Linked DNA regions of Homo sapiens: region 1 is linked to region 2. Evidence: chromatin loops called from intact Hi-C (ENCODE). Cell type or tissue: HepG2. All regions are shown on one strand. Each heading gives the region's core, and the rest is flanking DNA. Links, peaks and the distances in the headings are about the cores only. Region 1 overlaps LOC107986287 (a long non-coding RNA gene). Region 2 holds the start of AFM (afamin).

Region 1 (4,407 bases), core at 81-4,080, 52 kb before region 2:
TGAGACAGGGTCTCACAATGTTGCCTAGGCTGGAATGTAGTGGTGCGATCACCCCTCACTGCAATCTTTACCTCCTGGGCTTAAGAGGTTCTCCCGTCTCAGCCTCCCAAGTAGCTGGGACTACAGGCATGGGCTACCACACCCAGTTAATTTTTTAATTTCTTGTAGAGACAGGATGTCACTACGTTGCTCAGGTTGCTTTTGAACTCCTGGCCTCAAACAGTCCTTCTGCCTCAACCTCCCAAAGTGCTGGGATTACAGGCATAAGCCACTGTATCTGGCCAATTACATGATCTTTCTAAAGTCACACAGTAATGAGTGGCAGATTTAGAACTTGAGCCCGAAACATCCTGATTAACAACGGGTAGTTTCTGGCTCAGAGACTCTATTTACTTTTACTAAAAATAATTTCAAGTGTTTGGTGAGAATACACTTTTCCTAATAATCTTTAAGACTAAATTTTATATTAGTAAGTATGACCATTTTTTCAAAAAAAGTGCTGGCTGCCTGTCCCAAATAAACTTTTAAGTGAACCATCCATACATAATCTAAACATTCTTCTATGTCACAAGAAAGAGAAATTCGAACTCTAGAATATTTTCAAAGGAACAGAATTATAGAAGGGATCTTTGAAGTTATCTTCCAACCACCTTAATTTACAGTTGTAACACAAAAGCCTGGGTAAATCAAATGACTTGACCTCCATTCCACAGCTATGCACTCAAAACTAGGACTGGAACTCACATTTCCCAACTCACAGTCCAATGTGCTTTCCACTAGGAAGTTGTGCCTGTCAACATTTTACTACCAAATGCAAGTTTAGACATTTATAATAAGTGAGTTCAGATGGCAGCATTTACCTTTATTAACCAGTATCAAATATAATTTTGGAAATATAACTAAGATTATTCTACAAAGAACTTTGAGGAAAACTGAGATTCTGTTGTTCTGTTTAGCTCTAAATAACACTCCCTAAAGGGACTTTGGAAATATTTCCATTTCCAGACAATTTCCACAGCAATAATGTATTAGTGTATATTGAAATCAGTTTGCCTAGTTAATATACACTTCTGAATGCACACCAGAGATGTTAATACCCCAACTCTCTAATCTTTAAATGTTTTACCAAGGGTCTGGCAGTAGATATTAAGTTAATTAAAACAGAAGAGCTGACAAAGTATATGAATCTAAAGCTCTTGCTTATTTCTAAGTCCCTTAAAACAAAACCTGCATACACTTGACTTCATCTTTTTTTTTTAAATTCCTATGTTAGTTGTGAACATTTAAATACCAAGACATTTCTAGCTTCTCTCAAAATGCAGGAGACCCAACTACCTGAAGTCTGAGTTCCCATATGGCAATGTTTCTGGTGCTGAACAGTCACTGCCACCTCTGGACTCTACAAAGCATCTCCTCCTGCCCACAGTTCCCACTCCATCCCTGGCTGGCCCTTGTGGTCATTCGAGTTTGCAACCCTTCCCAAGGAATTCATAAATACATATTCTATCACTAAGAGTTTACAGAAAAACTGTATTATGCTTGTAGGAATTCTGGCTTGTAAGTGAATTGTTTGCATACAAATTGGTCTTCTGTAGAACTGCTGAGTGGCAGGGATGAAAGGTCAGGTGTGTCAGCATTTTCTGAGTTAATATGCCTTCCCCTTGGAATGGCACTGGCTGTTCACAGGATTGAGTGACCTTGCTGGATAGGATAGCCTGTTTAGAGCAGGGGTAGTTTATAAGCTGGCTCTATAAAACATAAAAAGGAGAAGTTATTTTTGAAGATTTCATTCTGAGATTATTTTTTATTGTTCTTAACAGAAAAACAGAGAAAAAGTTGGTAACTTATATTGCTTTATCCCTGGCAAACTGAGAGAACAAAGAGATCATTTATAGTGACTCACTCTAACAAAGAAAGCTTCTCTGCTTGACCATACTCAAGTGTCACAAGATTTTCAAACATCTCTTAAAGAACATAAGAGGAGACAGACTGTATTATTGTTCCCGTGTTTAGCCCAACAAAGTACAAATGGAGAGTTTTATTGTTTTTCTATTGTTGTTCTTATTTTAAGATCACAGTTTGGGAAGTATTTCATCTCTGAACCACATCACTATTTGTTAATTTACTATACACGTTGTATATTATTACTACTACACTTCCGTATGTACTAATAAACATATATACACAAATAATTGTGTATGGGTGTGAATAAGCTAGTCTCTACATTTAGAAACTCACACTTGGAGAGTGAAACAATTAAACAATACCAAGAGTGAAACAAACAATACCAATTATAATACATTATAAATAGAAGTTGTAAGAAAAGTACACATATAATGGTTTAGAAGAAAGAAGAGGGACTGGCTCCAGACTGGATGGAGGTCACCATGAAGATCTTGAACAATTTGAATCTTAAAGGACAAATAGAAGTTAGCTTGAAACAGCTGAAGAAAAAGAAGAGCATTTAGAACTATTCATCTTTATATATAAAGAGTCTTAGAGGTATAAAAACATGACATTTGGGAAATGACATACAAGGTATTTAGAGGCTATTGAGAAAAATTACCTTTAAAATGGTGAGGTTTGAACCAAATCAATGTCCAGATAGACTTAAGCACTTCTGAAAGGTAGAACTGATAATTTTAATAAACAACAATTAGTTTAGAAACAAAGTAGAGTGAAGAAAAATAATCTAGAATAATATAGGAGACTGGGTTGATGGTAGCACAATTTATTAAAATTGATATTCAGGAAAAAAGAACAGGTTTGAGGAGCGTGGCTAAAAAGCAAATCCAAATAGTTTGCTGTGTGAATATAGAGCTCAAGGATATTTAAGACTTCCGTGTAGCATCTACACATCTCTAAGCAGTCATGGATATAAACTAAGGGTTCAGGAAAGAAGAATTGGATGAAGATCTAAATCTAAGAGTGATACGTTGAAGCTACATTATGGCATCAGGTTAAGGCTGATAAGGCTGAGTGTGTGCAGCAATTAAGTAACTAGATGCACATGTATCCCTGAACTTAAAATGAAAGTTAAATTTAAAAACAAAAGAAGTTGCTTAGATAAGCAATGAAATATAAGGTTGACCAGCCTTCAAAATTTATCCATCCTCACTTTCCTAGCTAAATCTATTATCATAAAGACAAAAAGTATAAGATGCTTGGGTTTCCCTTGCTTCTGTTGACAATTGAGCAACATCCCTGAAATTTCTCTGGAAATAGGGAGTCTGGGCCTGCCCTGTAAGGAGAACTGAGCTTCCAGGAAGCCCAGTGTTGTCCTAAGTTGGAGAAAGTGATGTTAGGTAAATGTATGTCCTCAGAGGTCCACTTGTATAGAAACACAGTCTGGGCCAGGGAAGAAGCACACTGGGCAACAATCTCTTCCACCCCCAGCCCCACTTTTTCAGTTTCACGTGATGTTGGAGCAAAATTGTTCCTAGCTTCCAAGAGAAAAAAATACCTTTTCTCCTCCAGCCTTTACAATGCAGAAAAATTCAGTAAGTGCCTGAATCTGAACATCCAAAATCTTTTGTTCTCTGAGAAAGAGACTAAAGGATTTGAATGGATGGAATAAGTTGAAGTAGGAGATGACAAGGGCAGTTGAGGATTATGCCTTTTCATCTACATCTACGGCACTATGTGCCCTATTAGAACAGGCAAGTAACATAAGTGGAGAGAAAGGAGCCAGGTTTCCATTAACAGACTTTGTAAAATGAGAGATAAATGATTTTTCAAACAGGTTTAATCAAAAGGGGTGATTAACAACAGCAACAAAGTCTACAAATCTAGATATAACTTACACTGCTTTTTCTACTTCATAAGTAAATTTAATTACAGCATCTGTAAGAAACTTAAACAAATATATAAGAAAAAACAAACAAACAACCCCATCAAAAAGTGGGCAAAAGATATGAACAAGCACTTTTCAAAATAATTTCACATAAATTATGATATCTCAAAGATAATTCTCTAATATATTTTTGTTGCATTCTAGCTGTGATTAGAAAAAAACAGTTTATTAAAGAAGTCTTGCAGTAACAGAAAAAGTTAATCTCATTATTAATAAAGAAGGAAACAAAGATAAAAATTGTGTTTCTCTTCGAAATTAAAAAGTCTTCTACTGAGTTGTTTAAAAGAGGCCAAAATGCAGAAGTATAGCATGGTGTGTTTTATAAAATCTTTCTTTCCCAAAGATCACTTGTTCCGGAATCTCAAGCATTTAGAACATAAGTGAGCACAAGAAAGTAAGCAATCAAAAGTTCAGAGAGCCACCAGAACAAATTTCAATAATGTCTTAGAGTTGTATTTTGCTTTCATCCAAGTTACTAACCGTGTTATTTGGAACATATCTCATACTCATACTCATACTCCTAATCTTAAGTGTATGTTCCAGTTTTGTAATAT
Region 2 (4,407 bases), core at 328-4,327:
TTCTTCAAAGGTTGCTTCCTGAACATACTGAGCAAATGCAATGATGGTGCTGCAACAGTTCACATGGGGTATACAAAGATCAGTTGCAGAGTTTCCATTTATGGTCAAGAAAAAGTCACAGGAACATCCTGACTAGCCTCAGGAAATTATCTATTGTAATGGCTATAAATTTTACAACTTCTTTGCCTGAATTTTATAATTAAAGTTGTCTTCTTGGATATGGCTTCTATTTAGTTAAATTACTTTTGAGAAGCATTAACATTTCTAGAATATATCATTTTAAAAATCATCATCAAAAAGTATTTAGCACAACTCACATGTATTCAATATTATCTTCTATAAATTTTTGAGTACTATTGAAGTTCTCTGAAAAGCAAGAATATTTAGGTTATTACATAGCATGGTTTTCTAACATTTTTCAAATAAATAACTATACATGGCATTTAAGTGTATAAAATACAAAATAGACCACTGATGACAGGAGATAATTTTGCATATTTAACAAGAAACAAATAAGTCATGTGAACAAAATAGGAAATCTTAGTCATTGTTGATTATGTGTTCAAGAAATATTTACCAAATTGAATTGACCTAAATAAATCTTAATCTGACTAGACTTTAAATTTGCCATTGATGGCTCCCCAGATAGAAATGTCAAATACATTACCATGCTAAATGTCTATCATTTATGACTAGAGAAGTGATATGAAGATTAACTAATGGCTGATTCAATGCCATAACAGAGCCTGATGAGAGATGCTGTAGCATGCTGGTGGTCAGCATAGTTTTTAGCGCTACTCAGTCACAGCTATTTAGGTCATCTCCAGATCCACCTAAAATCATGGATTCCCTCCCAATGAGCATACACTAATTGGAGCATATTTATGTTTGTTCACATAAGCTACATTTATTTTTTGCAAAGTGTTGTGCTGGACCCTGTGAAGCAATCAACAATGACTAAAATATCTCCCCTTGACATCAGGTTCCTAAGCTGCTCTCTAATAGAAGTTACTCGTGCATGTGACAATAATCTAATTTAGAATGGGATTAAGTTGGGAATGCTTTATGAATCCTGGGTGAGAAAGAAAGAAAAAAAAGGATTATAGGAGGAGTGAGATATGAGTTGAGCATGAGTAAATGTAAGAGATTCAGCTGACGGAAAAATGAAAAACCCTGTCTGTCTGTGTGGAGAGAGAATGATGTGAATAAATGCATTAAGAAATCTTGAGAAGTATTTAGGGAAAGTCAATCTATTTTGATGAGAAAGTGGGTCACAAAGAGGAATAATGGTACCTAGGATAGAAAGAACCTGGGCCCAGATTATAGGAGTCTTGTATATAAAGCTAAGGAGTATGGGCTTCATTTGGAAGACATGGAGAGCCCTGGAAAATGTTTATATAGGATAGTAATCTGATCATTTCTATACACTAAGAAATACGAGTCAGGTAGTGGTATATGTAATGTCATGGGACTTTCCACAGTGCCAGACAAATAGAAAAAGGTAGAAAGAACTATTGTCAAATAAATGGGCAAAAGAAGGGTGGATGGGACAAAGTAAGAAGGCCATAGGAGACTTTGCAACTGTCACACTGAGAAATCAGCAAGATCTAAATTTTGGTAGGAGTAATGGAAATGAAAAGGAAAATATAGATACAAAAGATATTAAAGAGGCAAAAAATCAAGATTTTGAAACAGGTTGTTACGAGGGAAAAGGAGCAGGAAAACTCAGAAATGACCAGTCTTCACTAGCTGGTATTGTAGGGGCATGTCAAATTGAGTAAGACACGTAAGACACGATCCATGCCTTCAGGGCCACTGCCATGCTTAGGGCACATTTGTTCAAGTCAAAGAAAGGAGCTCCTTCTAGGCCAAAAAGGATTAGAAAAAGACACCTCCTCTAGACATATGAGGTTCAAAATATTTCCCCTTTGGATGGAAGAAATAAAAAAAGTCATCCCTTCCTACAGACTGAGATGGCCTTGGCCAGGCTCAGGAGGGATGTTCAAACTGTACAGTTGAAGGAGGAACTAGGTTCTGCATTCCATAAAGATATAGTTGGGAAATATGTTGGACAACCAAAGGTTCCAGAAAAATCCCAGTTAACATCTATTGTTCCACTGTTACCATAAACTATACATATATGCAAGAAATACCAACATTAAAATCCAAATGTATCTCCCAGCAACACTTTCTGTCCTGTCATAGACTGCTGATTATTCTTCAGATGTGACAACTCTTTCTTCATATAGACTTGGTAATATAAAAATTACCATCAAAATAAAAATTCTGAAAAGGTTAGTTTTGGATAACTGGTTAGCCTATGTAAATTAGTGAGAGGGTGAAAAAAGCAAGTAAAGAATTAACTTGAAAGAAAACAAAATTTTAAAAATAGAAATTATCCTAACTGGTCATGCTTTAGCTGATATACAAGTAAATTTCTTACCTATATCCCGAGGTTGTGTGGGCAGGGTTAGGGATTCAGTCAAAAAAAACAAGAAAAAAATAAAACCTGTAAGTTTTAGTAGTTTCATCTTTGTAGAAACCACATTTACAAAAGAAAGTAATGTTGTTGAGGAAAATCAAGTTTTTATATCATTCTTTCACATTATCAGTAAAAAAGTAACCTATTTAATCTATTTCTGAAATACTGAGTATTTGATTTTTTTGATCACTCTGCAGAATTCTTGCTAAATATTAACCAGAAAAAAAAATTACCTTTGTGTTTCGCTGGAAAAAATCTACTGAGTTGGAACAAAAGTCCACAGGCTAAGTATGCACAATACTTAATCAAATAGACAACCAAAAAAAAACTTAAAATACTGCAAATGTTAAAGGAACAAAGGGCCAGAACAGATATAATCAAGCAATCTCTCTTATGCATATATATCCAAAGGAAGTGAAATCAGTATCTCAAAGATATATAAATATGTACGCCTACTATGTACTCACAAAAATTAAAAATAAAAAATTAAGAAGATATACCTGCACTTCGGTGTTTATTACCTCATTATTCACAATAGCCAAAATATGAAAACAACCTGTCAGTCAACATATAAAAAACTAAATAAATAAATAAATCTCACACGCACACACACACACACACACACACAATGGAATACTATTTAATCTTTAAAAAGAAGGAAATTCTGCCATATGAGAATATGTGGATGAACCTGGAGAACATCATGTTAAGTGAAATAAATCAGACACAGAAAGAAAAGCACTGCATAATCCTACTTATATGTGGAATCTAAAAAATCAAACTAGAAACAGAGCATAAAATGGTGGTTATCAAGGGCAGGAGGTAGAGGAAATGGGGAGATGCTTGTCAAAGGGTGCAAAGTTTCAGTTACGTAGAATGAGTAAGTTCAAATGCATCACATGGACTACAGCTAATAATACTGTATTGTATGCTTAGAATATGCTAAGAGACTAGGTCTTAAGAATTCACACTGTCTTAAAAGAAAAAAAAATAGATAACTGGCTGGGCGTGGTGGCTCACACCTGTAATGCCAGCACTTTGGGAAGCCGAGGCAGGTGGATCTCTTGAGGCCAGGAGGTCAAGACCAACCTGCGCCAACATGGCAAAACCCTGTCTCTACAAAAATTAGCTGGGAGTGGTGGCATGCGCCTGTAATCCCAGCTACTCAGGTGACTGAGGCATGAGAATCACTTAAACCTGGGAGGCAGAGGTTGCAGTGAGCCGAGATCGCGCACTGCACTCCAGCTTGGGGGACAGAGCAAGACTCTGTCTCAAAAATAAATAAATAAATAAAATACGTCAAGAGACGGATGCGTTGATTAGCTTGGCTGTAGTACTCAAGTCACTATGTATATGTATTCAAAACATCATCTTGCACGCCTTAAATATATATATTTTTTATTACCTTTTTTTTTGAGACAGTCTCACTCTGTCACCCAGGCTGGAGTGCAGTGGCGTGATCGTGTCTCACTGCAACCTCTGCCTCCCGGGTCCAAGCGATTCTCCTACTACAGCTTCCTGAGTAGCTGGGATTACAGGTGCACCCCACCATGCCAGGATATTTTTTGTATTTTTAGTTGAGATGGGGTTTTACTGTGTTAGCCAGGATGGTCTTGATCTCCAGACCCTGTGATCCGTCCACCTCAGCCTCCCAAAGTGCTGGGATTACAGGCATGAGCCACCACACCAGGCCTTTAAAGTAAAAAGAGTTTTTTAAATGCAATGGAAGCCGATGAGAACTTGATAATTAAAATAAATAATTACTGGAATATATTATAACACAGGAATTTTTTTAAATTCATGAACCTATACCAATACAAAATTAAAAATTGGGAAAGGAAAGTTCTTCTCTACAGAAGAATGCCAACTAATAATTGTAGTTAGAAACAAAGCATAAACATTTGTAACCACCATAGTAATAGCTG

What was found. A loop is a pair of places that touch in the nucleus more often than their neighbours do. Peaks named below come from ENCODE experiments on the same cell type or tissue, not always from the same donor. Only the 100,000 strongest peaks of a DNase experiment are listed, where the experiment ranks them.
Region 1: a loop joins it to region 2, with 1.9 times the contacts of the local background. A loop is called at or near these places in 1 of 110 quality-filtered maps.

The regions. Positions count from the first base shown.
Region 1 is chr4:73,531,233-73,535,639 of GRCh38, reverse strand. It overlaps LOC107986287 (a long non-coding RNA gene), which reads right to left. Exons shown (of 2, transcript XR_001741722.2): 1 at 2,567-4,407; 2 at 1-1,748. Among named protein-coding and RNA genes, the nearest start is that of LINC02499, 25 kb to the right of the region's middle. In HepG2, for the core only: no CTCF peak of the experiment used is centred there; a DNase peak (open chromatin) is centred at 1,619.
Region 2 is chr4:73,479,900-73,484,306 of GRCh38, reverse strand. AFM (afamin) reads right to left here and starts at 2,562. Exons shown (of 15, transcript NM_001133.2): 1 at 2,444-2,562; 2 at 318-366; 3 at 1-49. The coding sequence starts at 2,531. In HepG2, for the core only: no CTCF peak of the experiment used is centred there; a DNase peak (open chromatin) is centred at 2,756; H3K4me3 peaks cover 704 bases.